2 separate regions of the Mus musculus genome follow, and region 2 is linked to region 1. A link is a loop called in an ENCODE intact Hi-C map of the cell type or tissue named here. Cell type or tissue: left cerebral cortex. All regions are shown on one strand. Links, peaks and the distances in the headings refer to the core of each region. The heading gives the core; the rest is flanking DNA.

The links. Hi-C counts contacts between places; a loop is a spot of excess contacts. Peaks named below come from ENCODE experiments on the same cell type or tissue, not always from the same donor. Only the 100,000 strongest peaks of a DNase experiment are listed, where the experiment ranks them.
Region 2: it touches region 1 in a loop (2.5-fold over the local background); 11 of 42 quality-filtered maps call a loop at or near these places.

Annotation. Positions count from the first base shown.
Region 1 is chr8:121,061,141-121,077,251 of GRCm38, forward strand. Fendrr (Foxf1 adjacent non-coding developmental regulatory RNA) reads right to left here. Exons shown (of 6, transcript NR_045471.2): 2 at 12,383-12,930; 3 at 4,454-4,639; 4 at 3,688-3,858. Among named protein-coding and RNA genes, the nearest start is that of Fendrr, 14 kb to the right of the region's middle. In left cerebral cortex, for the core only: a CTCF peak has its summit at 10,502; no DNase peak of the experiment used is centred there.
Region 2 is chr8:120,878,308-120,894,418 of GRCm38, forward strand. It overlaps Gm26878 (a long non-coding RNA gene), which reads left to right and starts at 1,696. Exons shown (of 2, transcript XR_388115.2): 1 at 1,696-2,048; 2 at 2,681-2,910. In left cerebral cortex, for the core only: a CTCF peak has its summit at 9,166 (motif pointing left); no DNase peak of the experiment used is centred there.

The sequences.
Region 1 (16,111 bases), core at 5,530-13,529:
CACAAGTCACAGATACTGAGGACAAAGGAGGAGCCATCACTACAGACTTTACAGGTGTCTTTTTTAAATGATCTGCATAGCCTGGTGCTGGTGGTGAATGACTCTGGGCCCAGCACGTGCGGGACAGAGGCAAGTGAATCTCTATGAGTGTGGGGCCAGCCTGGACTACAGAGTGAGTTCCAGGACAGCCAAGACTACACAGAGAAACCCTGTCTTGAAAACAAAACAAAACAAAACTAAAACAAACAAACAAAAACTTGATCTGAAAAACACAGGAGCCGGGTCATGTTAATAAATTCACTGAGTTAAAATGTAGAAACTACACACACACACACACACACACACACACACACACACACACACAAATGCACCTGTCTAAGTAGCAAGACTATTTCAACAGCTGAGTCCACCATCTTCCTTGACTTTCAGGTCTTAGGCAAGCCTCGGTCCCAACACCCATACCTACTAGGTGACAAACGCAGCCTATGCACACTGGGCTCTTGGCAGACACCCCTATAATGCACCCCCTTTCCATATTTACCTCACAGAGTGAAGAAGACAGCAGGAGCCTGATCAGGGAAATGAACTCTCTTCCAAAGCCACACAGCTGTATCAGGGCAGGCCGTCAAGCTTTGAGAGTCCCCGGGCAGCATATGCTTTTAGCCACCAAAGTCTATAATCTCCTTCCCTCTCCTAAATAGGAATTCTAGCTAGCCAGCCGGACCTACCCAGTAATACAGCCTTATGGGACCCAGCAAAAGGCACAGGTCAGATAGGCTAGGTGATTCACTCGTGGCAACACAGCCAGGATCTGCATATGTGTCCTTGTAATAAACTATCAAGTTGTCCAAGATAGACAAGGGACCCAGTGCTAGCCACCCTGTCTGCCTCCTCCTGGTCCTGTCCTGGGGATCACAGGGTTTATGGAGGGGTAGTGCTAACCCTGATGCTGAGATTCCTTGAGAGATAAAAAGAAATACATTGTTGTAGATGAGAAAGGCAGCACCTGCTAGCCCTGCCCCGCCCGCTGGTTCCCAGCAAGTCTCACTCCAACAACAGGAGCCACCGAAGGTGGCAGCTATCATTCTGTTACGGTTAATCCCAAAAAGCAGCTCAGAGAATTGCATTAGCTTGCCTGAGGCATATAGCCATAATGGAACAATTCTATTTAAAAAAAAAAATGCTCTGGGGAGCTCTGAAATTCCTATCAAAAATCCAGCCAAAGTCCCTTCATGTTCTTTCCTGTCCCTTCTGGATGGCTGGATGGCTTCTGTAGCCTTATGGGTAGACCTTGAAGGGACTCCACCACTCTGAGCCAGTCCCCAGGCAGCCTGTGCTCCAGAGGGAATATTCTGTACACACACACACACACACAAACACACACACACACCACACACACACACACACACACACACACACACACACACACACACAGAGAGAGAGAGAGAGAGAGAGCAAGAGAGAGAGCTTGAGTGGTTTGGATATTTGGAATAATTTCTGTTCACTAGTGGAGCCAAATAGGGCCAGATGGCAGGGATGCCTGTTGTAAAATGCACTTTTCTTGGGTGGTGAAGCACAGAATGTCAGTCACTGCACTTTGAGGACATCCTCTTCTCTCCCTCCCTCTGTCTTTCCTTCCCAGAAGCCACCATCTTGCCAAGGCTGCAGGGAAGGCTGCCTTCCTCCTGGTCTGGGAACCATTTTGTGTGGGAAACGGAAGCAGCATTTTTGATGAAGGAACGGGACGGAGTAATCGCCAAGCGCGCACAAAATCATTTTCTGTGCTGGGAGCAGCCAGCACGCAGCTTAATTACACAGTGGCCCATGCTCTGCAGAGAGCAATTACACAGTGAAGCTTCTCCAGAGCATGCACAGGCACACACGCATGCACACACAGGTGCACACACAGCATTCACACTTAGGTGGATCCAAGCCTCCTCTCATCCCAAACACCTACCCACACTGCCTTCCTCCCCGCTCCCTCTCTCAGGAGTGTATGTGTCTGTCCCTTTCCAGGGTGCAGGAGTATTTGAATGGGCAACTTCTCACATGGCTGACCCAGAGTCCACAAGGCCATCGGCCTACATTTCTTGCCCCCACATCATCTGTCACCACATGTAAGCCTGGAGCTCCAGGCTGACAGCCTAACTTGTACCTTTCAGGGATCCAGTCATACTGCCTACCCATGCCTGATCCTTCTCCTACAAGGAAATAACTTCCTAACAGAGATGTTTGTTAGTGCTCTGTTCTACCTATTTACAGGGAATACACAAACACACAGCTCTCTGTCCCCAGCAAACACATGTATATGCACACACATACACACATTTGCATATGCATGTATATACACACATGTATACACATGTACATATGTACACATACCCGCACACATACACATGCACACACATACGTGAACATACACTTATACACACATATATGCACACACATCCACACACATGTTCACATACATATATGCACACATGTGCACATACACACATGTGCACATACATGCATACACACACATGTGCGCATACATACATGCACACATGTGTACATGCCTACACATGTGCACGTGGAAGACCGGACATGTGCCCAGAAGCGCATGCGGCTGGGGTCCCGCCCACCCCGTCAGCTCCTCTGAAAGGCCCCTTTGTGACAGGAGGGCTCTGACCCCACACAATGCCCTCTTGTCCACTGGCTTCCAGAGAAGGAAGGGAGTAATTTCGCAGCGGTTTCCCCAGCGCTGAATTCTGCCGGAGACTCACGTTTCCCAGACTGATCTGCAGCACAGACTCTCTCCCCAAGGAGACCCAGCCTGTGCCTGGAGAAAGCCAGCAGGGTGGAACACAGGAATTCAGAGCCATCCTCCCCGGATGCTGCAAAGTTGGACTGGGCTGTGGCCATACTCTGGCGGGCCACTGGAAACAAGGTACCCAGAAGAAAAACCCAGCCTGGCAAGCCAGGCAGGGCCGTTCTTCCTGTGATTTGAAAGGAAAGCTCTGCGTGTTTGGGAGGCCGATTGAACTCTGGATGCTCTGGGGTAGGAACAGATCTCTTCTCCTCGCTGAAGTGTCAATCACAGAAACTTTATCCACACTACTGCTTACAGGTGCCACCTGGGGACGGACCACACTCTCACCGTGGGACTTGCAGTCAATTTCTCTAGAACTCCTACCTTGCCCCAGCATTGCCCCCTCCCCAAAGATGTCACTCAGCCCCAAGACTCAGCTGAGGGCTGATTTGTGTTGAATCCAGCAGGAAGAAAGTTTGGGTTTTTGTGCTGGCTTTGGGTAAGCCTGAAGCCAACCTACAGCTGATTGGAATAAACAAAGCTGGCATTCGGGAAATTCTTTCCACGATTCTCCTGAGTTTGCAACAGGAGTGACTTCTCAAAACGTTCCAGAGAGGGGACCCTGAGACCAAACTCTCCTCCGAGTAAGGAGATCTGCATCCTGCTCCTGCTTGAAGATGGGCAGACACTCCCTGGGCTGCCAGCACAGCGTGACACAGAGCAGTGACATCCTGAGATGCCATAGAGCCATAGAGAATCACCTGTCTGACTGCCACTTCTCCATGTAATGGCTGTGTGACTCTCAGTAAGTTCCTGTATCAGGGACCCCATTTTCTCATATCTAAGCAGTATGTGTAACTACAGCCCGGGGTATACATAAGGAAGTTAATACTTACAGTGGATGGAGACTACTGATGCATAATAAATGTCCGGCATGTCACTGTGGCTGTCTTCATCCTCTACACACATGTGATGGCCCCATTATAACCACACGGGCAGGGCACAGCTCTACCAGGAGGGCACAAAGACCAGTGGTGGAGGTTGGGACTCACCATGCAAATTTGGACCTGGAGGATGTCAACACAAACTCTAATTAACAACACATCTGAGTGCACTGGTTGAAGAGTCTCAGGCCAGGCATGATGGCCGACACTGGCCTGCTTAGTACCCCAAATGGACCTGCAGGGCATATGGACGGTGGTAACCTTGCATCTCTGATCCGGCTGCAATCAAGCCCTCATTGCTCCCAAGGCATTTGGTGGACATGGTGACCCTCCAGCCCCTCTAGCTTTAAGTAAAGAAGGCAACCAGATATAAAGAAAAACTAGGATTTCCAGGACTGGGGGAAAGCACCGCAAGGCAGAGTGTTGGCACCTGTGTCAGAGTCTGGCTGTGGCTATCTGACAAGTATCACCACTGGTGGGCCGGCTGACTTGTTCATCTCCCTCCAGTGTCTCCCCACCCCCACCACAATCCCTCTCTGCACCATGTACAGAAGCAGGCACTAAGCCTTCACCAGGACATGAGCAAGCCTTCACCTTGCTCTTGGAATTCTGGGTGCCTGGGCAGGTGAGAAGTGGGTGTTTCTGTGTAAAGTGATGGGGTCCACGGCCTCCTCCTTTGAGGACTAGCACCCCATTCGTGTAACCACTGGTTCCGTACCTCGGTTCCGTACCTCTGGAGATCCGGGAAGGTCTTCCCAGAAAGTGTCACCATCATCTTCAAGCACCATTCCCACAATGTCGGTCCCTCCTGTGATGTCATCATGGGACATCTGGTCTGGTTCTGGTCACTCTGGATCCTGTTCATCTGTTGGTCTGCCTTGTCGTTTTCTTCTTTGTGTGATGTCTGGCACGACAGATCGAGAAGCCACCGGATATGGGGGTGAGTGTTAGGGATGTGCCTGTGGGCAGATCTACAGACTCCAGAAAGCCTGGACTATGTTTGTTCTAAATGTTTCTTGATTCTGTTTCTACCCTTGACCTCTGCCCTTAGGTAAACAGGAAGAACGAGGTCCTGGCGTTGATACGTCCCTTCCTCCAGGTTCCCACGCGGGAGGCTTCATCTTCAATGTGGCAGAGCTGGGATGTGGTAGGACATTTAATAGGCATGTCCTAGGGAAAGGTGGTTGGGTCGCTGGGAGCATGGCATTCAGCGGAGATTCCTAGTAAAGGACGTCACACTCCAGTGAGACAGCCCCTCTGAGTCCTTAACTGGGATCTAACCTTGTCATTCCAGGAGGAATGACACTCACTGTCACTATGATGCCTTTAGTCACACCAGGGCACAGCCAGGGCTTTAACCACATCTCACCTCATGCTGGTCAGGGTTGAATTTGTTGTTGTTGTTTTGTTTTGTTTTTCAGTCTTTTGTCAACCTGTAGGCTGCCATCATCTGGGGAGAGGGAGCCCCCTGCCTCTATCACACTGGTCTGTAGACAAGTCTGTGTGGGATTTTCTTGATTAATGTGGGATGGCCCAGCTCACTATGGGCGATGCCATTCTCTGGGCTCGTGGTTCTGAGTTAGCCAAGAAAGCAGACTGAGCAAACCGGTAAACAGCTTGGTCCTCCATGGTCTCTGCTTCAGTTCCTGCTTCCAGGTTCCTGCTTTGAACTCCTGTCCTGATTTCTCCCAATGATAAACTTTGAAGTGGACCTGTACCAGCCAAATAATCCCCTTTTCTTCCCAAACTGCTTTTGGTCCTATGTTTATCACGGAAATAAAAAGCAAACCTGGGGGGCCGAGCGGGCATGGTGGTGGTGGGAACTGGAGAGGTGGCTCAGCAGTTAAGAGCACAGATTGCTCTTCCAGAGGTCCTGAGTTCAATTACCAGCAACCACATGGTGGCTCACAGCCATCTGTAATGGAGTCCACTGCACTCTTCTAGTGTGTGTCTGAAGACAGCTGCATTGTACTCATATACATAAAAAAATAAATAAGTCTTTAATAAAAAGGAAGCAAACTAGGACCCCTCCCACCCCAACACACACACACTGGTATCAACCTTTTCTTTTTATAAAGTGCCAAGCCTCTGGTATTTTATCACAACAGAAAATGCACTGAGGCATATTGCAGGAGAGTAATCTGTCCCCAAACTCATAAGGAGACTCTAGAGAGGCAAGATTTGCATGAACTGACTGAGTTAGCCATCCCAGCCAGGGCGATGGCACACTATGGTAGGGCTCATTTCTGGGAAAACCTCCACAGAACAAAACCCCAAACCCCACAGACCCGCCCCCACGACGCTCTGCCTCATGGCGTCTCCACAGTGCTGGGAAGTTCATCACTGAAGTGGGTTTGAAGAAAAGCAACTTCTCTTGTTTGATATGGCCACATGTGTTATTTAATGGAGTAAAATCATTAAACCAAGGGGCCCCATGCAGCTTTGGGTTTTTATCTTTACCATCGCAGTTGACGTAATAATCGTACAATAACAGAAGCCCGAGAACTTTATCTGTCACCTATGACTTGCAATTCTGGATCTCTTATTTAACAATACATGGAAATTAGATTCTTTGTTGTAGACAGCTTCCTGGGACCAGCTTCTCCATTTGTCTCTGACTTGGGGCCTTAGACAGCACAGTCTATTTTCTCTGTGCTCTGGAGGCCAGAGGCTGGAAGGTGAGGGCACAGCTGGTCCTTCTGGGAGCTCTGGGACTGTTCTGCCTCTCTACAGTGTCCTGTGTCTCAGCCATCTCAGACCTTCATCACTGAAACGACCCCTCCAATGTCACCATAAGCCCACCTCTTAAAAGGGGTGGGGGCTGGAGAAATGGCCCAGCAGCTAAATGTGCTTGATACCAAGCCTGGTGGCCTGCATTTGATCCCTGGAACCCACATGGTAGAAAGAGGGCATATGTCCAGGTGGGCATAGTAGCACAGGCCTCTAATCCCAGCACTCAGGAGGCAGAGAAAGGTGAATGTCTGAGTTTGAAGCCAGCCTGGTCAAGAGATCTAGTTCTAGGACAGTCAGAGCTATACAGAGAAACCCTGTCTCAAGACAAAAGAAGGAGGAGGAAGAAGACAAGGGAGGGAGGGAGGGAGGGAGGGAGGGAGGGAGGGAGGGAGGGAAGGAAGGAAGGAAGGAAGGAAGGAAGGAAGGAAGGAAGGAAGGAAGGAAGGACGGAAGACACCTCCCCAGTTCACCCAATCTGAGACCAACTCATGAAGACAATTTTTGGCTACCCATGTAGTACACACCCATAATCCCAGCACTTGGGAGGCAGAAGCAGACAGATCTTTGAAAATTCAAGGCTAGCCTGGACTACATATTGAGACCAGAGGAGCAAGAGCTACATAGTGAGTCACTGTCTTAAACAAACAAACAAACAGAAAGACCATTTTATTCCTTTTTAATTGCAGAGTAACAAACCATAACAAGGTGAGCGTGGTTCTCAACATGCACTGAGACCAGCATCAGCCATACCAGCTCAGGCCTGCCTTGCTCCCTTCTGCCCCGCCCACACTCCCACCCCTCTCATTCGGCTGGGGTTTACCCTGTATCTGTGGGTGGGGCTGGCTTCCATGGAAATGAGACTGCTGGTCCTGACATATCGTGTCTGGATGAGGGACAGACACCCTAATTTCTCAGAAAGGGTAAAAGAAAAGAACAGGTAAGAATACACACATTCACATGTGTACACACATGTACACAGGCAGGCAGGCAAAGCATGCAGACTCATACATGGGCATGCAGACACATGCCACACACACACAAGTACACACACACACACTGTGATTCCAGGTGCTTAAAAGCCCTCAGTGACAGGCACAGATTAAGGACTCAGCACCCAGACACTTCTTCAGCACCTTCCAGTGGGAAGTGAACCCCACTGAGCTGCAAACTCAATCCCTGAAGGTCACGTGATATAGGGCATCAGCACCCCTGAGGACTCAGTCTCTCCATCCAGCTCAGCCCCTGGTCTGGATCCTCACTCTGCTCCGTCACTCCCTAGTGTGAGCTCCTGGAGTCCCTCCACCTCTCCCACTCCCCACTGTGACACCCTGGGGGGACCCCTCCACCTCCACAGGTTCTCATCAAATCCCTGTCTCCTCATTTAGCCTCTGTGAGCCTCACTGCTCTCCTGGGAACAAACCCTCTGTTTGCCTCCTAACCACCAACCAACACAGTGAACAGAGCCAGCAGCAAGAGGCAGAGGAGAGCTGGGGACCAGAGGAGAGGGCTGGACTTGGGCTCCCAGGCCAGGTCCCAGGTTGCCTCCCTCAGCTCCAGCCTGGGCTGAGCAGAAGAGATTCCAAGTCACCCCCTTCCAGTTTCCTCTCTCACCCCACTGTCCTGTACCTCACCATCCTGGGAACTGGTGGCCTAGGTGGACCCCAAGCCTTTCAAACACACTGAAAGTAACACAAGCCTCAGAGGTCACAGGTTCTTCAAGCCCAGATGAATGCTGTGACCCCTTCCCCTTTGGCTCCTCATTTAACTTCTTTGATTCTGAGAAACAGGGAGAATAGGATAAGGGCACCTGCCTCAAAGGGCTGTGGGGACTGAACCCCTGTGGAGAACCTACCATTTCCTTCCCAGGGTCACACGATATTGCCACCATAGAGCTCCAGTGACCTGCCCTGAAAATGCTCGTGTGTGTGTGTGTGTGTGTGTGTGTGTGTGTGTGTGTGTGTGCGCGCGCACGTGCGCCTGCTCATGTACATGTGAAAAGGATGGTAAGAACTGTCTCCCTTCACCAAGCCTGGAGGTCAGGCCCAGCCCCACCTAGGACTTTGAATGGTCACTAAGGAAGGAGAGCAGTAGCATGCGTTCTGGAGGCCGAGAGACTATGTGCACGTGTACATATGTGTCCGTGTCCATGTGTTTATGTGGTACATGTGTGTATGTGGTATATGTGTGTGTCCCAGCAGGCAGGGCCTAGAAGGCCCATCCTCGAGCCAATACAGCTCACACCACTGTGTGAGACACTTAGGATCTCCAGGCAGGATTATGGAGTATAAGGAGAAGGTCTTACTTGATCTTGTCTGACCTGGAAGCTGAAAGTTGAACCTTGGCCAGCTGGGCTGGACACCTAGCCCATATTCCTCTAGATCATAGCTGGTGTGTGTGTGTGTGTTTGTGCGCGCGGGTGTGCATGCATGCGTGTGTCTGTGTGTGACTAATCTGCCCCCCAGAGACCTCGGGCAAACATTTAGACTGGGGACTCCCTCCTCTCCTCTTGATACATCCAAATATTTGTAGCTTGAGGGTCACCCAAGCCACTTCCTGAGAGACAGGATTTGGGATGTGCCTGCCCACACAATCCTGGTTCCTCAGAGTGAAACTGAGAGGCTTCAGTGTGTTCCAAAGATTTTTGGGTCCACCTGGGCCACCTGTCCCCAGGACAGTGCGGCATGGGGCAGTGGGGTGAGAGAGGAGGCTGGAAGGGGGTGACTTGGAAGCTCTTCTGCTCAGCCCAGGCTGGAACCTGGGGCCTGGCCTGGGAGGCCAAGTCCAGCCCTCTCCCCTGGTCCCCAGTTCTACTCTGCCCCTCGATGCTGGCTCTGCTTATTCATTCCTCCCAGCAACCCAGAGTTAACCCTCTACTCTAGCTCACCCTTTCTCCTCCCCCTCCTTCCCTCCCTCCTCTCCTCCCTTTCTCTTCCTCCCCTACCCATCACATCTCCCCTCTTTTGTGATGGGATCCAACCCAGGACTTCAGGCAGGCTCTCCCACCTAGCTGCACCCCCAGTCTGACCTTCCTGCTTCTAGTAGTCTTTCCCTGACCTGCAGCCTTCACTGAGCTCTCAAGGGTTAACTCCTCTCAAGGGTTCTGGGAAGAAGCACAGAGAGGCTGAGTAACCCACCCAACCCACCCATGGCAGCCCAGCAGCCTGCAGACTGTTATCCATTCCCATATTGTTGCTAGCACCCCTGTGTACAGTCCTCTGGAGGATGCGTCCCAGCTGCAAGCCTGGTGGGCATTTGTCAGAACATCAGCTCCTGGTCCACAGCAGTGCAGCAACTCAGAGGCAGATGCCAGGCCTGCGGTGGGCACAGGCAATACCAGAAGAGCCTGGAAGCCGGCTGCTCCTGCCTGGGTCGCCTGGAAAGCCCAGCCTGTACTTAGCTCTCGTGGTAAATAACAACCCTGGTTTATGCTAAAAGGATTCATTCCCAGAATGCAGTCATTTCCATGCCCTGCTCCGTACAACCCTTATTTTATGGCTAAATATACGCTGTAATGAGGCTCTGGCCTGATAGCGTCGTTAAGGAGATATTTGACCTCGGGTTTAATTGCAGGATGGAAGAAATGTCTGGGGCGCACACAAGGGACCCTGCCAGCGCGTTCAGGACTTCGCATCTGGTGTCCCTGGCCTAGGAGAAAGTGGAGTGACAGAGAAAGCCTGGGACCAGGGATACTCAGCCCCGGAGACCCCAGACTGGCAACATGAGGGCCACCCTAATCCTGAAGGGCTCACTCTCTTATACCCTCCTGCTCCTGCACCCCAGGGGCAAAGGGAAAGGCTGGCCACTGCACAGGACAGACTACACACCCACACTATTTGATGGCACACAGGACGTAGACTGCACCTGTGCCCACCAGTCAGCCAGAAGATGGATGGGTGCCCTGCCCACTGAGCACCCAGCCCGGCAGGAACGTGGGCACGAAGTTGTAACCTCGCTGGCCTGTAGCCACAGAGAGGCTTCCCTTTCCGACTCCTTGCTCTGCGTTTCTCTCTGCAAGCTTGGATTCCTCTGGAGGCTGCTCAGTGTCAGTGCAGCAGAGCCTGTCAAAGGGGTGTCAACAAGTCCGCGGGGTTTGAAGAACGTCTTTCAAAGACAGCTGGCTGCCAGTAAAGCTTTGTTCTGCTCTGGTGGGTTAGGACCATCAGGGTCTGGGAAAAGTCAAGGTGCTGCCTGCTGTTGCCCCAGTACAACCACGAACCTCCCTCACCACCCAAGATCTCTCGGTGACTAATTAAGAAAAGCCCAGCACGGAGGTGTATGCCTTCTGTGCTTGAGGCAAACCTGATCTACTGAGCAAGTTCCAGGACAATAGGACTACTGAGAAAAACTGTCTATAGATAGGTTAGATAGATAGATAGATAGATAGATAGATAGATAGATAGATAGATAGATAGATAGATAGATAGATGATAGACCAGAAAAGAAGGAAGGGAGGGAGGTAGGGAGGGAGGGAGGGAGGGAGGGAGGGAGGGAGGAAAAATCAAATCCCAGCTGGGTCACTGGCTCCATTACAAAAGGTGGGGACACTGAGGGGCCAGCCAGTGCCCAGGAGCTCAGCACTCAGCCCTAAGGTGGCTGAACAGAGGAGCCAAGACCTCAAGTGCTTCCCATGAGAGTGTGAGCCTGCTGGATGCCTAGCCCTAGAGTTCATCAGGCCTGTCATCCCAGCCTTTCAGAAACTGAGGCAGGAGAATCCCAGTGAGTTTAAGACCAGTGCTCGGGAGCTCCAGTTATGCTGTAAAGCAAGACCCTATCTCAAAAGTAAATACAGACATATATTTTTTTCAAACCCAAAACTCTCCTCTTGAACGAACACCCCATCCAAGAACAGGCTTGTGCCGGAACTTCCTATGGGGTCACTATCCCAACCCACTCATGTTAAGCTCCTGACGTTTTACAGTTGGGAAGAAGGCCCTAAATGAGAAGACTGTGGTGCCCCCAAAACTGACTTGATGTTCAGCGCTCTAGGTGGGAAGTTGACAGGGCCCGTTCTCCCTGCAAGCAACCACACACACACCCCGAGGCCAGGTCCCATCTAGTCTGCACAACAGCGGAAGTGTGTCAGATAACCCTAACTGCCCAGTCCACCATCTTCCAGGAAAAGATCGGACAAGGCTCTGAGCTGACAGAGTGGACTGTCAGCTGGGTGGACAGTCCCTGAGTGGGTCTGACTTCAGGTCAAGCTGCTATCCTGGAAAGAGACTGGAAACACCTTTCCAAAAGTCGGTCAGCCCTCTTGTCCTGGTTCAAGCAGCTGCCCGTCTCCTACCTACTTGGACTACCACCCACCTCCCCTGCTTTTATTTTTGTATTCTGAGTTCTCCTTTGACAGAAGCCTGTTCCTGCAGCCTGCTCTCCCTGTTTTCAATAGGAGGAGAAAGAAGGACAGATGCAGTTGTTGGCGAAAAGGAGGGGAAAGATTGTCTTGGGATGGGGGACCTGTGTCTGTGTTTGGACAGACCACTGCTCTGGAGAAGGGAGATTTCCTCAGGAGTTCTGGAGAACTCCTGGCAAATTCTGTTGCTACGAAAAGAAAGGGAAAGTCTGGCTTGGTGGGGAAGGGGGAGGCCCTCCCAGGGCCCTTTTAGAAAGAGCCCTTTGGGTCTTTAACGAGGTTTTTCTCCTCTGTAAACCCAATTGCACTGCCGCCTGGGGCAGTAGGGTTTTCTAGTCGGGAGAGCCAGACGGATGCACGAGTTGGAGTGGGGGGGGGGGGGGTTCCTGCAGCACCACCCCATGCTGGGCGGGTTCCCGCTAAGTCTCTCCAGGCAAAGTGAAAGCCCTTTCAGTGTGGAATCCCCAGTGGCCCCTGACTCCGATTGTAGGCTGTTTGTAACCCCATCCCTTTTCCATTAACGTAAACACCACTTGAACAAAAATATACAGGGCCACCTACTTCGCAGGGAAGATGGTCCAGCGCCCACTGGCCCGCCGGCTTCTGTCCAGGCGGCGCTCGGGGTTGCCGATTGTCGCCGGGCGCCCCCTTCCCCAAGGCCGCCGCACCTCGGGCAGCTTTGAAGTCTGGGACTCCAGCCTCTCGGGTCTCACTCCCACCGTCAACCGGCTGGCGGAGCCGGGTGGCGGTGCGCACGTTGTCAGCTCAAATTCCTGATTAAGCCGCTTGCTGATAACACCCGGGGCTAGCGGACTTCTCTCTACCTGCCCGCCAGGACGCTCCCTGCCCTGCGGCACAGACCAGGGTGCCCGCCGCCGCCTTTGTGCTAATTGAGTTGGAGCCGGCAGGCCTTCTTTCAATTGGAGGCTGAGAGGGTAGGGGTTGGGGGTAAGGCCTGGCCTGGGACCTCAGCTAGGCGTTGGCGACTGGACCTTCTGGTGGAGTCAGATCAAACGCATGCAGGAGTGAAGGGTGTCTCTGCAGTCCTGGGTAACTGACCGCTGTGGCCTATTCGGAGCTCTCTGGTTTCCATTTGGGCCCTGTGATCGCTGGAAATGAACATTGAAAAATTAACCAGACTCCGCCGGCTTCCAGGGCAGGTGAAGCGGGAAGCCGGCCTTGCCACTGGCTCAGGCTAAGCCTCGATATAACAATACCCCCTCTTGATGTGTCTTCTGAGGATTTTGCATGACTGAATCCACGTCTCCCAGTGTAACAAACACTTCTTGGGTTTTCATGTCCACAGACGTGGTCACCTCACCTCAGAGGCAGCCTGGGCTGCACCCTTGCTCATTTCTTCCCTCCAGGCCCCAAGGTGGAGGCTGCCAGTACCCAGGGTTGAGTACTCAGAACTTGTCCAAAGGAGATGTCCAGGGCAGAAGGTGCTGAAGTGGGTCCCCCCAGAAAGTGGCTGATGTGTATCCCTGTGCCTTGGTCCCCTGACCGCCCCCCCCCCACCCAATGGCAAGAGCAGAAGGGAAGAAAGGTGGAAACCTACTTTAATCCCAACCCAGAATGGCCATTGCCCAGCTGGTATGTGTGGAGATGGGGTGCATTGGGAGAGAGCCTCAGCCAGTTTCCCAGAAGAACGGAGGGATCTTGTCCCGAGGGTCTTTCCCCAGTTTGCACTCCTCCCCCGGCTGGTGGAGGGAAAATAAACACCGAGTTCACAAAATCAGGACCCGTCATTAGTCCAACCGCAGTAAAAGAACTGCTCTCTGCACAGAGCAACGGGAACCAGCCAGGCACCCTCCTGCTGCCTTGCCCTAGGGGACTCAGACCCCGCTGCTGCTGCTGCTGCTGCTGCTGGGGTCAACCGCCCAGAACCAACCCGACTCAGTCAGCTGCTAATGGTACTTTCTGGGCTTTGCCGGTCATCCAGACCAACAACATACCGCCTCGGCCGAAGGCCATCGAGAGATGTTTTTCCCCCACCGGGAGACTACGATGGAAAAAAAATGCTCCCGGTAGACTCACAGAATCGAGTGTGTCTCAACTGCTTATAAAGGAGAAAGAGAGAGAGAGAGAGAGAGAGAGAGAGGAAGACTTAGGAGCAGGTAGGAGGCTGCCAAAGGTGCTCACTTCCAAAGGAAGGGAGTTCAGAAAGCCCTCAGAGCTGGGAAGGAGGGAGGGAGGGAGGAGAGAATGCTTGTTCAAGCCCACGAAAGAGCGAATTCGATTCCTAATTAGGTTGGTTTTCATGGCGAATTAAAACAGGTCTCAGCCCAATTTGCAGGAAAAATAATGACCCCCCCCATCAGAGGGCCGCAGTAGAGAAGACAGAGGGCTGTCTTCAGGTCTTCCCAGAGAGAAGGGAGGAACGAGGGAAGATTCCAAATAGACCTGACCTAAGGATAGTACGATCGAAATATTTGAACTATGTTTGCCTTTATATTTTCCAAAAAAAAAGCATTTAATTATGAATATCCTCCCATGCCAAGGACAGAATTTTTGCAGGCAATTAACTGAGAACTACTAAGAACACGGGGTGTGGGGGGGGGAGCTCCCTGGTGCTGGTGTAGGGAAGCCCCAAGTAATACGAGTGAGACGGGGAAATTCCTTTCAAAACGAACAGGGACTGGGGACTGCGAGTGATGAAACTGTGAAGAACTGGGGGTGCTTCTGAGCTTTGAGAAAATAAATTGTAAAATAAAAAAGAAAAGAAAATGCGATGAGGAAAACAGCTCAGCTGTGGTTTTGACTCCTTTTGTTCTGTGTGTCCATTTGTCTGGCTAGGCTGGGGATGTGTTGGGGAGTAAATACTGTTGGCTGGTAACACCTTGAAAGTTGAGTGGGTGGCAAAAAACAAACGAAAATAGCCCTAAAGAGAGGGGAGGCAGAGACATAGGGCAGAGGTGGAGGGAGAGAATATAAACTGCAAGGAACTAAGGGACACTCAGGGTACCAGTGTGTTTCTGCAAAGGCCCTAAATGGAGACCCTGACCCATATGCACTCACTCCCGAATCTGTTTGTGACGGGACCTGGGAGCTCTGGCCTCCAAATAGCAGCCCCTTGCTCAAAAGCCCTTCTCTTCCAAGTTCATACCTTGACCGACTCTCTCTTAACCCCCCTCCCCCAGCCAGGGAGATCAGAGGATGAGTCACCAACTGGGCAATGGGTCCGCTTTGAGGACGCTGCTGCTCCAGAGGTGGTCAGCCAGCCCCACTCCACCCGCTCCCGGCACTTCTCAGAAACGGGCAGGAGAAAGGGCTGCTGGGAAACTAATGCTCCACCACCCGCCCGCTCCCACTCGCCCTGCCCTCCTGCCCCAGCCAGGAGAGAACCGGTGGGTGGCAGAGCGGGCATGGGGAACTGGAGATGTGCGTTTGTTAACCGTGGTGGAATGTGGGTCTGACTCCTTTCATCCCAGCATTCAAGGAGAGGCAGAGGCAGGCAGATCTCTGAGAGAGTTCCATGACAGCCAGAGGGGTGTAAAAAAACAAAACAAAAACCCAAATAACCAAAACCAAAAACACAACAAAAAGGAAAGAAAGGAGAACGAGGGAGAAAGAGAAAGAAAAGAAAATGAAAGGGAAAGAAAGACAAAGGTGTGTGGCTGGTGGGAAGCTAGAGCACCCAGCATCAAGCTTGCCTTGAGGACGTCCAATCTCCCAGGTCCTCCTCGCTAGATGTGCTAGGGACCTCCACATCTATCCCAAAGGGAAGCCCCTTCAACCAGCTGTCAGGGTACTAAGACCATCCTGGATAAGCTTAGCAGTCCCACCATGAAACAGGCCAAGCTGGCAGGTGCTCCGAGCTTCCCCAGGCTACCCTGCAGTCTTCAGGGTGGCCCTGAAGGGAAGCCGGTGATTCATTTATCACCCTGCCTGGAAATCACAGCCTCTGGACGGGGAGGGAACCTGCCCCAAGACAGCACCCTACCAGAGTGGGAAACATCCAGGACTGAGGCCGGGACCAGCTCCGTGGAAAGGGGCACCTGGGCTGGCACCAGCTTCTCCGTGTGGGAAGTGCCTTGTGTTATCCAAGGGCCCACATCCTTCTCTCAGAAAGCAGGCACTTGTTCCTCACCTGTCCCTCCACCTCCAACCCTCCTTCCCATTAGCTCAGGTGCCCAGTAGGACTCCAAAACTTTGAGTGGCTGCATCAAAGAGGGATATTAACCCTCAACCTTCAATCCTGTAAAGAGCAAGGCTCCTGGGATCTCTGCACCTTGGGAAGAACAACCTGAGCCAACAATTACTATGTCTGGTCCTCTCAACCACACAGAA
Region 2 (16,111 bases), core at 4,384-12,383, 180 kb before region 1:
CCTCACTGACTCCCCCTGCAGACACCCCTCCCCCTTGTTGACATCCCTCCCCCCACGCTGACACCCCTAAGGTTCTTACACACACAGGCTTGGGGTCCAGAGGATGAGAGATTTTAGGATTACTCTTGGTGACTCTACGGCACAGGGCAAGGTGGGAACTCTTCTGAGTCTCCCATAAGGCTTCAGGGGCTGCTTGCCCTGAGCAGGTGATATCACCTGCCACTCTGTTCCCAGAATGCCCTGTCCCCCATCTGTATTGTGTTTGTGGGCCTGTGGCTCCATACACCTGTGAAAGGGGCCCTATTGACCTTCCAGAGCAGGTGGATCTCAGGAGGAGATGTACCCAGGGGGAGAGGGAGAGAGAGAGACAGAGAGACAGAGACAGAGACAGAGACAGAAACTGCTGCTGCTTTCTAATCTTCAGGGTCTGTTCCTAATCAGTTAAAACGTATTCTACATTCTCCACAACTAACTGGCCTTCCTTTGCTCCCATGTACAAAGCTGTCTGACCTCAAAGAAATCATCTCATTGGGAGAAAAGCTCCCCCCCCCCCCAATCTGCCCCTCAGTCCGTGTTCACAAAGCTTCCATCAGCTCATGACAATGACTTCAGGCTCATTCTCACCCCACTTTGACCTTTGTGTATCACCTGGTTGAGGGTCCTCTGTCTCCCGTGGGCTTTTTAATAAGTGTCATGAAGGGCTGCAGAGACGGCTCAATGGGTAAAGAACCTAATTCCCATGCTTGAGGTGGGTGTGGTCAAATGGACACCTGTACGCCATCACTGTGTGTGTGTGTGTGTGTGTGTGGGGAGACAGGAAGGTTGCTGGAGCTTATGGCCACAGGCTGAGCTCCAGGCTCAGTGACAGAATCAGGTAGAGAGTGAAAGAAGAAGAAGGAGGAGGAGGAGGGAGGAAGAGGAGGAGGAGAACAAGGAGAAAGGAGGAGGGGAAGGAGGAGGAGAACAAGGAGAAAGGAGGAGGGGAAGGAGGAGGAGCAGGAGGAGGAGGAGGAAGAGAAGAAGAAAAAGAAGAAGAAGAAGAAGAAGAAGAAGAAGAAGAAGAAGAAGAAGAAGAAGAAGAAGAAGAAGAAGAAGAAGAAGAAGAAGAAGAAGAAGAAAAAGACCAGAGAAAGATCTACCAGAGTGGAGAGGGCACCCTATTTTTTTTCGGAGGGTTTCACATTTGTGAATTGTTCTTTTTTTAGTTATGAAGGCTTGGGGACTTTAAAATATAAGTACAAGCTGGTGCAGAGACTGGCATGCTTGCCTACATCTGGAGGCTAAGGGTTTTATTCAGCCATGAAAGGAAGAAGAATATAGAGGTGAATTTAGGTCTTGGCATCGATGACAAGGGAAACGGGCCCAGAAGCGGCAAGTGACTCGCCCAGGGTTGCCCAGCAATGGGGCAACAGACAAAAACACACACATAAAAATAAGTCTCCTACAGTAGTGGATCACCCCAACGTGGCCTTGCCACTCCATGTTTCTTTTGCTGATCTTTCTACTGTGGAGTGGCCATCCCGTTTTTTAAAAGGTGAGCTCTCATTCTCTGTACCATGTTTTCCATCGTCTGGGCAGATAACAATGTGTTTTCTGACAACAGGAGATGTACCATCAGGTTCTCTGCTGCCCTACTGTGTGAAGGGAACCTGGGGTCCCTTCACACAGGGCAAGCAACTGAGCTGAGCAAGAACTGCCTGTAAGAGACAGAAGTAGAATTTGGTTTTGGGGGCTTCCATTCATGGGATCTCAAGCTGTGCCTGCTGCTGCTTCCTGGCCTCTGGGTCGGGACCCTGGCTGGCGGCAAGGAGAGCCCTGTGTCTGGCTGGGAGCTGGCCGCAGGATGTGGACTGTTTATTATTTCTGGGGCTCATGGCTAGGCCTCCATCTGATGCTGGAAAAGAACGGGTAAAAGACTTTGAAGAAGGTGGAAAGGAGTTTTGTGTCCAAAGAGACATGGTGGGAGTCAGGGGATGGATAGCTAGAGCCGGGCGGCTTCTGTGTCATGCAGTGAAGCTGTGTCAGGACCTGGTTCTCATGGTGACACGGTGAGGCTTGGGGCTGACTGTGGGGGTGTTGGTAGGTTCCCCCTGGGGGAGGTCTGGTGCCCACCTTCTGTTGGTACTTGAGGACATCTGGTATCGGCCAGACCCAGTTACTCTGGCTGAGGCCTTGATGCTGGGGTGTGTATGTCACAGCTGCGTTTCTGCTGCTTAGCTATTGGGGCATCTAAGACTGCTCACAGTTTCTAGATCAGTTCCTGAGGCTAGACCTGGGGCTGTAGCTCCTGGGAGGTGGCAGGCTAGTATCTCAGGTCACCATGGCTACTACTGTCTGCTGCGAACTCCCAATGAGCCACAGGCTTTCCATTCCCTGTTCGTGTCCTTTGATAACAGCTACTAGTGGGTACTACTGCCACTCTGACCTCCCAAATGGGCACCCCAGGCTCAGCATGGCACAGTGACTTGTCCAGCCAGCAGAATGTCCTGGCTTTAACCGTAGCTATCGAACTCCTGTCACCACGTCCTGAGACGCAGTCGCCTTCCTGCCCTACAGCCTTTGTCAGGATCCAGCAGTCCGGTCTTTGCCTTGGTTTCCCTATCTATAACATGAGGGACCAGCAGGGCAGACCCTGCCCTGTAGGGCTATTCTGTCAAGTGAGCTTCTCTCCACACTGCAGGCTTGCCTCCCTCGAAGCTGTTAGCAACTTCATCTCTTCTGCTGAGAGGAAAGGACAGTGGTGTTGACACCAAGGTCTCCGGAGTGGGAGACACTTTGCACCCACACCTATGGCTTCAACTTCACCAGAAGAAGTGCTAATCCGCCGGTATTTGCAACTGGTTCCTGACACCTTCCCGTCCCCCTCAGGAGCAGGGTTGTCACTCAGAGCAATTATATTCCCAGCAACAAGTTCCACCTGTTGTTTTTCCCACCACTGACAGGAGGTGGGTGAGCTCTCCTCCAAACTGCTGTCTCTCCGGTGTCTGTGTGTGTGTGTGTGTGTGTGTGTGTGTGTGTATGTGTGTAACTGTAGAGAGAAGCAGAGTCTGGGCCCTCTGTATTCTAAAGCAAAATGAGGCCACCTGTCCAGCCCAGAGCAGAAGGAGAGGCCGGAGTTGTTTTTCAGTGTGTCTGTCTGTCCTTCTGTTCCACTTGTGGACAGAGCAGGAGCCTGAGACCCCTTGTTGCTGAGGGTAGGGAGCTGTTATGTCTCAGAGTGAGCAGAGTGGGCATCGCACTCGTCCCTCAGCCAACAGGGCTTCCATGTCACCGTGGGGGGACCAGAGGCCTTGAGCAGGAGCCCAGAGCATCTGGGTGACCGAGCCACCACCCGGCTGGGGCTTCTGTGTAAACCGCTGGTCACGCTGCTTGCTAGCTGAAGAGAATCAGGCCACAGAACCCTGTGTGGCGTGAGACGCCTGTGAACCCCCGGACTCTGCTACTTGGGGTGCCCTTCTGTCTCCAGGATGTCCTGCTCTTTATCTGAGTTGAAGAGACAAGGAAGGGAGCTGGGCTGCTCTGAGCAGCCCCTGCTGGACAGGCCCTGCGTGTTGGCTCCAGGTTTCTCAGAAAACACTGGAGTCCTGGAGTTCTGGGGTGTGTGGGGAGCCAGGAGCTTCTCTAAAATCAGGCTGGCAACACCCGAGTGAGCAAAGGTCACCGTTCCTTCACTGAGCAAGACTGCTCCCTCACCCCCAAGATATTGATGGGTTTCTTCCGTGGCACTGAGGCGCACGTTGGTTCCCCCAAATCAAATTGTTACCAGAAAATAAGGGAACCTTGCGTTTCCAACGACCAAGACTTAATGTGGGGTGTCCTTGGAGATGGGAGAAATCAAATCAAGCCCACCAAGTTCTGTCCACTCATCACGGGGGTGGGGGTGGGGGGCGTGACTAGGAAAAACAAATAGAAGATAGTGAGTGGAGGGAATCTTGTTCTCTAAGAATAAATGGTATTGAAAGTGAGATGCTTTGCACACTAAATTAAGCAAGGGAGGCAGCTTTTCAATATTTATAGCCTCCACATGTCTAAAAGCCCAAACCCAAACCAACATACATCCCTGATCATGGAACTTCCCCCCTTATCCAAATATAAAAAGTATTGTATGTTATATTGACTTCAGGGCTAAATCCTTCCCTTATAAGGTGTTTGAAATAAATGGCTTTTATTATGGACTCCGGACTAGAAAGGACCCCCAGAGCTGTTAAAGGTCCCAGCTGCTGCTGTTATCATTGCAGACATTAAACTTCAGTTCCTAACATCTAATATCAAATTCTAGCACAAATCCTATAAAACGTATCTTGTCAGAAAGTGCCAGAACCCTTAAGCTCTTTTCCGAGGAACAGATCGCAGCTGGTGCTTGGTCCCCGAGGGCTGAGCAAGCACCAATTTGCTGTGGCTTCTAGCTCAATCAGCAAATCAATATTCCCTGCTCTCCCCTCTGTTGGAGGGCTCACAGGGGGGTCTCCGGGGTCTAGAACAGCCACGGAGCAGGCCACTTGGTGGGGTGACACCGAGCCTGCAGGGCTGAGTCCAAGGCCTGGAGATAGGCCTAGCATTAGGCATTCCGGGAGGGAGGCTCGAAGGCCCCGGGGATTCTGCCTGCAGTGACAGCCCTAACATTAGCCAGAGCCCCGGACGCCTGGAGAAATGGCATTGCCCACCCTGAAAGAGAGAGAGGTAACGTTTATTTTTGTATTTTTTTCTCTCTCTCTCCCATACACGGAGCTTCGGAAGACCACCAAGCGTGGATCATTTTTCGCCCCCACCGCGATGTACAATTCACATTTGTTAATCAAAAAAAAAAAAAAAAAAAAAAAAAGCTGAGGTCTCCTACCTAGACTTTTTTTTCCCCCTTAAACAGGAAACGGGTTTCAGATGTTTATATGTTAAGCAAGCCTACTAAATCTGTTTAGCCGTTTACCAGGCCCTGAATCTCAGTGCTCACCTCCAATGTTCGGATCTCATAACTAGCATGGCATTCAGATTTTTTTTTAAATCCTCTTGTAATTCACAATTAAAAAAAAAAATCTTCCCATAGTCACCTGCTTGGGTGGGGCAGCTCCAGCAGAGGTTAAATAAACGGAGCCCGCGGTGCGCCCTGGGCCGGTTTTCACGCCACGAGGCATCCTGACGATCCTCTCTGCCATCCTTTAAAGCAGCGCGGCCCGCACGCATTTCCACGGGTCTGTGGTCAGCCACCACTGTCCGCCTGGGCATCCCCTGTGGTTTAAGATAGAAACGCAGGTGTGTGGGGGCACTACGAAGCAAAGGTCTTTCCCTAAAACAGTTTCCAAATCACATGGGCGCAGCCGCGACGAGAGGTGGGGACTCAGCAGAGCCAGGCAGCCACCGTCCTGAACCGGCTGCAGCAGGCAGCCGGATAGTCCTGAATACAAGTTTTTGTTTTATTACTGGGTATCACCCCTCGCCCCAGGGCTAGTAATTTTCAACAATCACGCTAGTTCCCGTGCCTACGATGGCAAATCAATGTTTTCTTTTCTTTCTTTTCTTTTTTTTTTTCTTCTTCTTCTTTTTTTTTTTTTTTTTAAGTGTATTTAGAGCCGGGAGAGTGAGGAACACATGCAAAGAGAGGTTGAAACCCTTTTAAAGGAAATTTGTTAGCATTCAAATCTTTGGCTTAAAAGACTTAAATTATGCCATTTGCCACAGCCGCATCGAATGGCCCGCGCACTAACTCGCTGCAATCAGCCACTTGCTTTCTGCCTGTGGAGCTGGTTCCTTCCAGGGAGGCAAGAGAAAACGGTTCTTTTCATTAAGGGTAGAAAGGGGAAGGGAAGGGAGCCCGGCTCAGATTAAATGCGCTCCTATCGTCAGCCGACACCATGGAGATCAGTATGAAAGCTATTTCTAAAAATGAAAACAGAAACGAAGACCCATCCTCCGTCCCTATGGGCGCCCAGTCAGACTTGCGGCCCTACAGGCACCCAGTCAGACTTGCGTTGACTTTATCCCCGAGGGTCAGTAGTATCTGAGGGCAAGCTGGGGTAAGGCAAAATTAGCTGCACAAGAGATCTCCAAATTTCTTTAAACATTGCTGAGTTCGGAAGGACAAAATAAAATTTTAAATTCTTTTTTTTTTTTTTTTTTTTTTTTTTTGGTAGCCAACCTAAAAAGGCCACCTTTAAAATTCCAGAATCTCTTTTTAACTTGGTGCTGCCCTTCGCCAGGCTTGCTTGGGCTGCCATGGCTCAAAGTCAGAGGTGCCTATTAAGCAATCCTGCAGTCACCTGCAGGCAACACCAGCAAAGGTGACAGGACACAGTTCTCCTTGGTGGTGGTGGGGGGGGCGCGGGGAGGGGGTCCTGAAGCTGGGGGGCAAGCCCATGTTCTCAGGTGCCTCCTTCAGACTGCTTGGCAAGGACCAAGTGGGAAGCTCTGTGTCCATGAAGCTACAAAAAGGGGACAGCTCAGCATGGCAGCTGGGAGATTTCCTCTGTGGAGCTGGTGCAGCCACGTTGGGCTGATGCGGCTGCTTAGCTCCCCCCGTGCTAAAGCCACTAGAGAGGAACCTGGTTTGGACCAGCACGTTTTGTTTTATGTTTTTTAATTTATTCATTTTTACTTTATGTGCGTGAGTATCTTTGCCTGTATGTGTCTGTGTGAAGGTGTCGGGTTCCCTGGAACCAGAGTTACAGACAGCCGTGAACGGCCACGTGGGTCTTTTGGAATCACTGGCTTTTCAGGAGTAGAAACTGCCCAGGTCTGGCCGATTTCGGAGATGTTTCCCAAGCCAACACCTGGGTGCCGTAAATCACACCATGGTAAACATGTCCGGCCAGGACATGGGCTCAGGCGGCCGGGTGGCACCCTCTGTAATAGCTGTAGCTTTCACCCAGGACAGCCCTCCCTGTGGGAGCAGAGCTCCCAGGCTGGGGTTGCCAAGATAAGGTCAGAGCCCCTCGCTCTCCACCATCACCAAGGCTGCTCTCCGGGGCTGGACCAGAGAGGCTTGTCAGTTTGTCCAGTGTCTGTTGAGTTAATGATGGCTTTATGACCCTTCAAGAGGGAAGCCTGCTATCTGTAAAGGCAGCATGAAGAGATAAAACGAAAGTTGTTGTTGTTTTTAATATTGCAACAGTTAGCATGTAGCAAATGGCATTACAATAAAACCAGTAACAACAACAACAACAACAACAAAAATCCAAAACAAAACTAGTAAACTGTCCCCCAAAGTCAACAATTCAAAGTGAGTTTCCTTTTTTCTTCTAAAATGTAGTGGACTGAAATTTAAAATCAAATCTTCTTCCTCTCTCCTTCTTAGAGCCTTAACTGGTAAGGGATGGACGTCCACAGCTATTTGGACAATTGTCACAAAGTATCCCCATGGGGAAAAAGCTGGCCGGTTGACATCAGAATATACTCCCCCCCAAATCACCCCCTTATTGCGAATTTCTTCACATTTTGATCTTTTACTTTTAAAAATCTCTCTCTGGTTATCTTGCCATAGTGGTCTTTTAAATGCTATCTTCTGTCTCCAGTGAGATGGACGTGAGGAGAGCGAATAAACACCATAGAAGCCTGGAGGGGGGCTGCTGCTCTCGGCTGGGTTCCCTTTCCATAGAGCCGAGAGGCCGCCCTGCCTCAGGGCTCACCCAGCTCCAAAGAAAAATAACCCAGAGAAATTAGTCCTCGGCTGGAAATAAAGGATCAAATGATTGCTGATGGGAGCAAATATTTAAATCTCATGAGTCGAATGGGGCATTATTAAATAAAGCCTGTTTAAAACGCCTGAAGCAGCAAGCTCACTGGAAGAGTCTTTAAAACATGATATTAAGGGTCCAGCAGCCTGTGTGTCTCAAGCTCTGTCTGTGTGTGGGGAAATTTGCTCTTGACGGTGGTCAAGCACACCCGGTTCCTTCCCTGGAGTGTATTCCTCTGTGCATAAAATGAAGGCAGAAAGGCTTATAGGTAGCAATTGAAACTGTTACAGTGACATAATAAATGGAAAGCAAGTGACCCGTGTTTTCTCCGTTTACTCTTAAGACCCGGTGCAGTGCAGATGAGGCAGGGACACAGGAACAGAGGGACACAGGGCCAGGAGCTCTGTGTGTGGGGCAATGTTTTCCCACCTGAGAGTAGAGAAAGTCAACTCCCAGTTCTCATCAAATCCCAGCTGGTCTCTCATGGATGCCCCAATATTTACATTTTGAATTTTATTTCCAAGATCTCAGATGAGTGTGCATAAAACAGGAAAATTACTTGGGACCCCAAACCCTGCTCCTTGGCCTCCTCTGTGAACCTCCTAAAGATGTTTCTGTGTTTTGGGGGCCTGCTTGGAGTTAGGGTCTGAAGTCTCCACCAAGGCTGGGAAGGTTGGAGCCCATCACTTGGCCACTGGCCACTTTCTCAGGCCATGTTTTCTTTGTAAAGGAGAAAGATGGCTGGTGTATCCTCCTCTGACACACCATAGTCATGTGTCTATAGGGGCCGACTGAGAACTGCTCTTTGGACCTTCAACTCAAACTGGAGGGCTTGTCCACACCATAGAGGAGGCTGCCACATAGGTCAATAGTCACAATGGTTTCCTTTGTTCTTAAAAAAAAAGTTTTTAAAATTATGTGTGTGTGTGTGTGTGCGCGTGCTCACATCTGCTGGCTCCTATGTGGAAGTCAGAGGACAGCCTGTGGAAGTCATTTATTTTTCTCTTTCCATCATGGGTTCTAGGATCAGACTAGAGTTGCCAGGCGTGGCAGCAAGCACCTCTGCCTGCTGAGCCATCTCATCAGCCCACTGTCTTATTTCATTCTTTAAAAAAAAGTCCTTGGAGTACAAGGTGCTTCAACAACGATTGTACTCCTCTCTCTGAGATTCTTGCTGAATGACAACCACACCCAGCAGAAGCTTGGACTCCCACAGACCCATCCTGATAGAGTCTCCGGGAAAAATGTTAGCCCAGCTTCTTTCCCAGTAATAGCGGAGCCCGTGTCTGCCTGGGAACCTGTAACCTTCTCCCAACACAGATAAGAGCTGTGCACTTTTCTGTTGAGATCCAGTCTGATGCCTTCTGGTTAAGACACTCAGGTTGCCAGTCAAGCCCTAGCTGACTGGGTCTCAAATACCCAGGAATGGGAGGCGACTCAGCTGGAAGCCGTGGGGTGCGGTGGCGATGGCGGGCTCTGGGGCGCCCTCTAGGGGCCAGGTGTATTTCAGGTGCACTGGAGGCTAACTTCTGTCCCAGCGAAGATTCTTAGCCAGCCTGAGAGCTGGATAACAGACACGCCTAACCTTGGTGCTTTACTGTGAAGGTCCCTGCCAGGCAGAAGGGACAGTGGCAGGGCGGGCTGCACTCCTGTCCCCTATCCTCGGTCCTTGCTTTAGAAGGCTGGAGCCGCTGCGATCAATCAATGCGCAGAAGCCCGGTTGTCTTCTGCACTGGACCGCAGCAATCTTACACCTCGGGGCATCAAAGCCTTCGGGGCTGGATCTGCAGCCTGCTTGGGACCGGAGGAGACTGCGAAAGAGAAAAAAGGAGGCGACAGGTCTCGGGGGGGGGGGGGAGATAGCAAGGGGTGGGGGCGGCAGGGGGGATGGGGGAGAGGCCGGCAGCGTTGAGATGAAATGAAATGAGTGGAGGAGGGGTCAAGGGAGCCCTGTTCTGCAGATAGTATGAGGGGAAGAAAGGGGGATTCAAGGAAGATGAGCCTCTGTGATCTCCACCCCAGCACCATTTGGTGTCTGGCCTCCTCAGGGGTCTGCTCTGTCTCAGCCGCCTCTGGAGAGCCCTGACCCTGCTGGGCCTCTCATCTCTGTCATCTCCACACTGTGGACAACTTTCACAGTTGAGGGTCTGCCTGTGGCCGATTCTCCAAGAAGTCAACAGCTTCTTCCCCCCGCCCCCCACTAGCACACACACAAACCAGCTCCCGGATGTGGTCAGGATGGCATAAAGACACACCTCGGAGCCAGGACTTCTCAGCTCAAACTCTCATTGCAGGCTTCAGCTTGCTCACCAATGCTGTGGCTCCTCCCTCTAAAGATACCTGTCTGGCCTGAGCTTGTCCTGGCCTGGTGGCACAGCAGGTGACCAGAATAGGACACAGAATATTCTGCATTTAGCCCTTGGAAAAACAGGATATTCCTCCCAGTAAGGGATGTCTGTCCAAGGTATCCGCATCTACCACCCTCAGTGGTCGTGGCTGAAGGGACCCTCTGTGCCCCTCCCCAACACTGGGACTTTGCTGTCCAAACCTCCTTGTGACCATGACTGACTCCATGCCTTTCTTACAAGTCACAACTGTAGTGGGACTGATCGGGCACACAGCAGCTAGTGAATGGGGGGCTGTGTTGGATCATTGCTTTGAATATTTCCTTGTGGCCAGACATTATTTTGTACCCATTTGACAGATGGAGTTAGTGAGGTCTGGGTGACGTGTGCCAAGGCACACAGCTAGAAAACCCCAGAGCCCATCATCAGCTTATGGGACTCCTGTGATCTGCAGGAGAGAGTGTGGTGAGGAGCAGAAATGGTTTCTTGGGTGGGGTGGTCAGAGCTGCAGGCTACTGCTGCATTCTTGACGCCTCTTTTCCTTCCTGAGGCCCAAGTCCCCTCTACCATCAGCTGGCTCACACCGCCCTTTCCTGAAGGGCTGGGATCTGTGTTCTCAGGGATGAGAAGGAAGAGTCTGGGAATTCTCTTTCCCTTGCTGGGACAGAGCTGAGGCTTGAGGCAAGAAGAGGCTGAGCATGGGTTGGGAGGAGAGGAATCCTGGCTAGCCCATGGTTTCATGTCTCCAATCCTAGCCAGTGTAAAGGCTCCTCTCAGAGTGGCAGGAAGATACACAAGGAACCTCATACTCTCTGTGTGGCTGAAGGATGGAGGCCCCTGTGCTTTGCCTCAGAGAGGATGGACTCTGTTGAGCCAGGGCCCAAAAGTGGCTCCCACTCCAGCCTCACTGCTCAGGGATGATGGTCTATGGGAGACCTGACACCCTCTGTATCTCTTCCCCTCTGAAGAGGATCAGTGACTGACTGCTGGATGCCCAGCCCACAGCCTTCCGGAACTTTCTGCGGTTGTAAGAACAACAAAAGAGTTAAATGCAGAAGTGTGACCATCACCACACCAAAGTAGTGGTGACGTCATCCAAGGTTCTAGTAGTGACATCATCCAATGCTAGTGGTGATGCCATCCAAGGCTCTAGCGGTGACACCACTCATCAGCATTCCCCTATTGAGTGGTGCTGTGAACCTGGGTGATGAGACTCAGCACTGGCCATTAGGCTCTCTGCTTCCCAGCAAGATGCAGTCATCATTACTACTATATATCCTTATTTTGGCTTCTGCAAAATATAGGGCTTTTTTTTGTTTTTGTTTTTTGTTTTTTTCTAAAATAATTATGGGATTATTGCTAATCTGCATGACGTTTTGAGAAACAATGCAGGGAACTCCTCTGACATGATTTACCCTGGTGACACCTCTCACAGATACAACACAAAGTCCTGGCCAGGATGCTGACAACACCACAGTTTCATCCTGAAATCGCTTGCTGCTTCTGCCCTGTGCCTCACACAGGAATGCCTGCCGAGCTCAAACGGTGGCGAGCATGCTCTCACTGTGGGGCAGTAACTTTGCCACCTGAGCTTACATGCCCACAGTGCCCCATGCAGGAGTTTTTAGTGGGCACTATTTATCTACCTTTTACATATTTATTCTTTCTGTCCCGAGGCGTTCCCAGAATCTCACACATGCCAGGCAAGCGCCCTGTCCCGAGCACTGCTCGACGTTTCTAAATGGAGGAATGAAAGCTGTTTTCTTACAGAGCTGCATAACCTTTCTGGGCCATTTATTTAGGAATCTAGACCACAGGCTTGGTGTTCCCCCACGTGCAGGGTGGAGCTGTGGGCGGAGCTGTGGGTGGAGCTCCGGCCTAGTGTCCTTTAGAAGTCAGCTTTCAGCCCCAGGTACCCTGGGAAGCCTCCACTGTGCCCGTACCCCGCCCTGCCCTCCCAGCCAGCCTCTGTGGTTTCTCTGGCCCCTTGGTGGCCTGTGATCTTTCAACAGTTAAGAGCCTCACTAATAAGAGATTTGAGAGCAATTTGCATGGCTTGGCGGAGGCCAGGTTTCTGGAGTGGGGAGCAGTCCTGGGCACCAAGCGTAAAGCCGCCGCTAATTCTGCCGACGGTGAAATAACAAACAGCTTCGCACCCTCCTTTGTTCTGTGGACTAATGGAAACCATGACAGCCTCAGCCCGGAAGCAAAAGGAAGGCACTCTGCACAGGACTGGGACCCCTGACACTGCACTCTGGGGGGTGGGGGGAAGGAAAGAGTCCTGCGTTCCCCATGGCCTGGTGGCTTCTTCTCTACTCTTCTTCTTCTTCTTCTTCTTCTTCTTTTTTTTTTTTTTTTTTTTTTTTTTTTGGTTTTTCGAGACAGGGTTTCTCTGTGTAGCCCTGGCTGTCCTGGAACTCACTCTGTAGACCAGGCTGGCCTCGAACTCAGAAATCCGCCTGCCTCTGCCTCCCGAGTGCTGGGATTAAAGGCGTGTGCCACCAAGCCCGGCTCCTCTACTCTTCTTAAACAAATGACAAAATGCCCTGTGTGTGTCTCAGCCCTTCTAGCGAGGTCTCTGGAAGCCAAGTCCGCCAGGAGACCCTGTAAAATTCAGTGACACTGGGGTGGGCACTGGATTCATTATATAGAGCACCCACCTGGGCACTCACAAAGCCACTGCACTGAATAGACTGGGCGTGGTGGCAGGCTCATGTCATCCCAGGGGAGGGCTGAAGAATCAGGTGTCCTGGATCACCCTCAGCCACATAGTGAGGTTAAGGTCAGCACTGACGACACTAGATTTTGTTTTGAAAAATAAAACAACAAAACAACCAACCTACCAAACAACATCAACAACAACAACAAAAGTCTAGACCAAAAACAAAAACAAAAACAAAAACAAAAAACTCAAACAAACCCATAACTGTTCGACTTCATTGATTATGTGGTCATATTGCTATTTGACTCTTTCTTACTTGCAAGAACCATAGAAAGGTTTGAAAAAATATTTATTTAAATGAAAGTGAACTGATTTTAAAAAAACAGATGGCTCAGCGATTAAGAACACTTTTTTTTTTTTTTTTTTTTTTTTTTTTTTGCAGAGGACCAGTGTTCGAATCCCAGCATCTACCATGTGGGTCAGGACCATCCCTAATTCCAGTTCCAGGACATCTGATGGCCTCTTCTGACCCCCCCACCATGTCTGCATGCATGTGGGACACAAACATATATGGGGACAAAATACTCACACATAAAATAAAACAAATAAATCTAATGAGAAAATTAAAGTGTGTGAGGATAAAAAGGGACAGAGAGAACTTCCACAACTTTGATAGAAATGCTGACCAGAAGATGCATCACGTGACATTTGGAGAAACTGAGGCACAGAGGGAGTGTAAGGGGCTTGCTGGGTAGTGATGGACAGACAGCAGGCCATTGTTAGAGTTCTCATGAGGAGGCCGTGGCAGGGATATAGCCAGCCAGGCTATGCTTCTAACCCTGAGGCTGGCGTGCTCCCCACTATACAGTTCCAGAAATGACTCTCTACCCTTCAGGAAAGGACATGCCACGCCAGAGCTCATTCCCTGGGGGAGCCAACAAGAAGGATTGAGGGGAATGGTGGCGTAATTCAGTGGGTAAAGCTCTTGTACAGGCCTGATAAGGCAAGTTCAATCCCTGAGACTCCCTAAATACCTTTGGGTTCTAGAGAGAACTGAGTCCACAGCCTCTCCACAGTCACCATGGTGTGTGTGAAACCCCCACTCCCCCGGAATAATAATTCAAAAGCAAGTCTTTTTGTTATAGAATGGTTTGGGTTTTTTGTTTGTTTGTTTTTGTTTTGTTTTGTTTTGTTTTGAGATGCTCTTGCTACATGATGCAGTCTAGGTTGTCCTTGAACTCACTATATAGCTCAGGCTAGCCTCAAACTCAAGGCATCAATCCTCCTGCTTCAACCTCCAAGCGCTAGATTTCAAGCCTGTATTTTTTTTCTCACGAACTATTTCCATGTTCAGAAACAGTCATTGAGAATACGCATATTAAATTGAAAATCAAGTCCTCTGGTGGGAATAAAGAAAGCAACACCCCGAGAGGGCAAGAGACTCCGCCCTGGGCTCAGCTGCTGCACGAGGCCCCCTGAGGGGCTTCATCTCCTTGTGTGTTGGCCGTTGGCTTTACTCTTGGGCAGGTCCTTCCCCTGGTTGTATACTTAGACTACGACACTCTATGTCCTAAGTGTTCTTGTATTCTCCATAATAATACAGTTGCCAGCATAGACCCTTACGCATACATCTGTGTGGACCTGCCTGTCTGTTTCCCTCCGTAAGTCTTAGCTAGAGCAGCCCCAGATCACAAGGAGTGGACCCTTTGTGAGCTCCTGGCATGCGCCCCTAAAGCACTTCTCAGAGAGCCTCTAAATCTGCTCCTGTGTCTAGGAGCAAACCCAGAGAAGACTTGCTCCTCTGTGCTCCGCCAACACTCGCCAGTATGCCTTTTAAGCATTTATTTTGGGGGGGCCATTCTCTATTCCTACCAGAGGATTGGGTTCTCAGTTCAATAACGTATATTCTCAAACAACATTTCTGAAAATGGGAATTGTTCACGAGAAAATTCAAGCCTGCAGTCTAGGGCTTGAAGGTTGAAGCAGGGGCATTGCCTTGTGTTGGAGGCCAGCCTGAGCTCTGTAGTGAAGGACTGCGGAATTCTATTCACCGATCTGATTTGGAAATAGCTAACCTTGGTCCTGCACCTGGCTGTCTGAAAGCAGCGCTCGCCACAACAACTAGAGAAACAGGAGCTTGTTCAGGGAAGGGATACCAGTTCCCGACACAGTGCTTGGGGCAAGACCTCTCCTGTCCTCTCGTCTTCTACCCATTGGGGAGGACCAGTGGGGAGGAGGGGCAGGGAGGAGGCCTTTAGGGATAGCTGGAAGAAAGCCTGTAAGCCCGTGGATGTGCTGGCAAGAAGCCTGACATAAGCAGAACCCTGGGGAAAGGTTACTCTGCGTGCGTTAGCCAGTGTTGGGTCCCTGATCCTTCTGTCTGTTAGTCAAAGGACCCCAGCCTGGTGATAGGGGATGTGGAGAGCAGAAAACCAGGCAACAGGGGTGTCAGTGGTTGAATCCGCACCGGGCATCCCTGCATCACCTAGGAAACGCAACCAGAGACGTTGGTTCAGCTGACGGCGGCCCTGGTGTCCACTTCTGGCTAGTGGGGGCTCAGTAGTGAGAAATGAACATGTCGTCAAAGTAACGATCTTAAAGGGCACAGCACCATGACACTCCATGTCCTGAGTGTCCTTAACCTTGGCCTCTATTTCCAGAACTCTGTCAGCACCTGAAGGACACCTGGGACCCAACAGCCACCCTTTCCATCCTCTCACCCGGCCCCCTGCCCTGGAAACCTCGGACCTTTCTCTGCTCCATGGATTTGCTCCCTCCAGACATCTGATGTCAGTGGAATTGAGCTGCATGCGCTTCCCTCACTTCCCACAGCCTTTACCGGTTCTGGGTCTGTCTGGGTAACAACCCCTCCCTCCCTCCTCCTGCCCCAAACCCACCACTTGATGTTCAGCTTTGGATATAGTGGGCAGTGCCAACATCTGGGACAGCTGTGCATGTGGTTTTGCTGCCTTCTGCCTGCAATTCAGAGATATGGTGAGACGCTGGACCCCAAGTTTTCTCTGGGTTTCTAGTAGGGGACAGGTAGCCCATTCCCCAGTAATTACCGTCCCCCACCCTCACTGGAACAGGAGAGGAGGAGGGTCCAGTCATCAGTGCAGACTTGCAGGAGACCATACTCCACTTCTGGATCCATGTAAGGGATGGGCAGCAGAGTCCCCAGGAAGCTGTACAGTCACTGTCCCCAAGAGATTTCAGACCCTTCTAGTTCAGACTCTCCCAGGAAGAGTGAGTGCTTCCTGGGAGGCCCTCTCCCTCTCCCTCTCCCTCTCCCTCTCCCTCTCCCTCTCCCTCTCCCTCTCCCTCTCCCTCTCCCTCTCCCTCTCCCTCTCCCAGCTTCAGTTTCCTGCCTTGAAAGTGAGACTGCCAAGTCCCAGTTGAAGGACAGATCCATGGTTGGCACCCATGGAAGAACAGCTTTG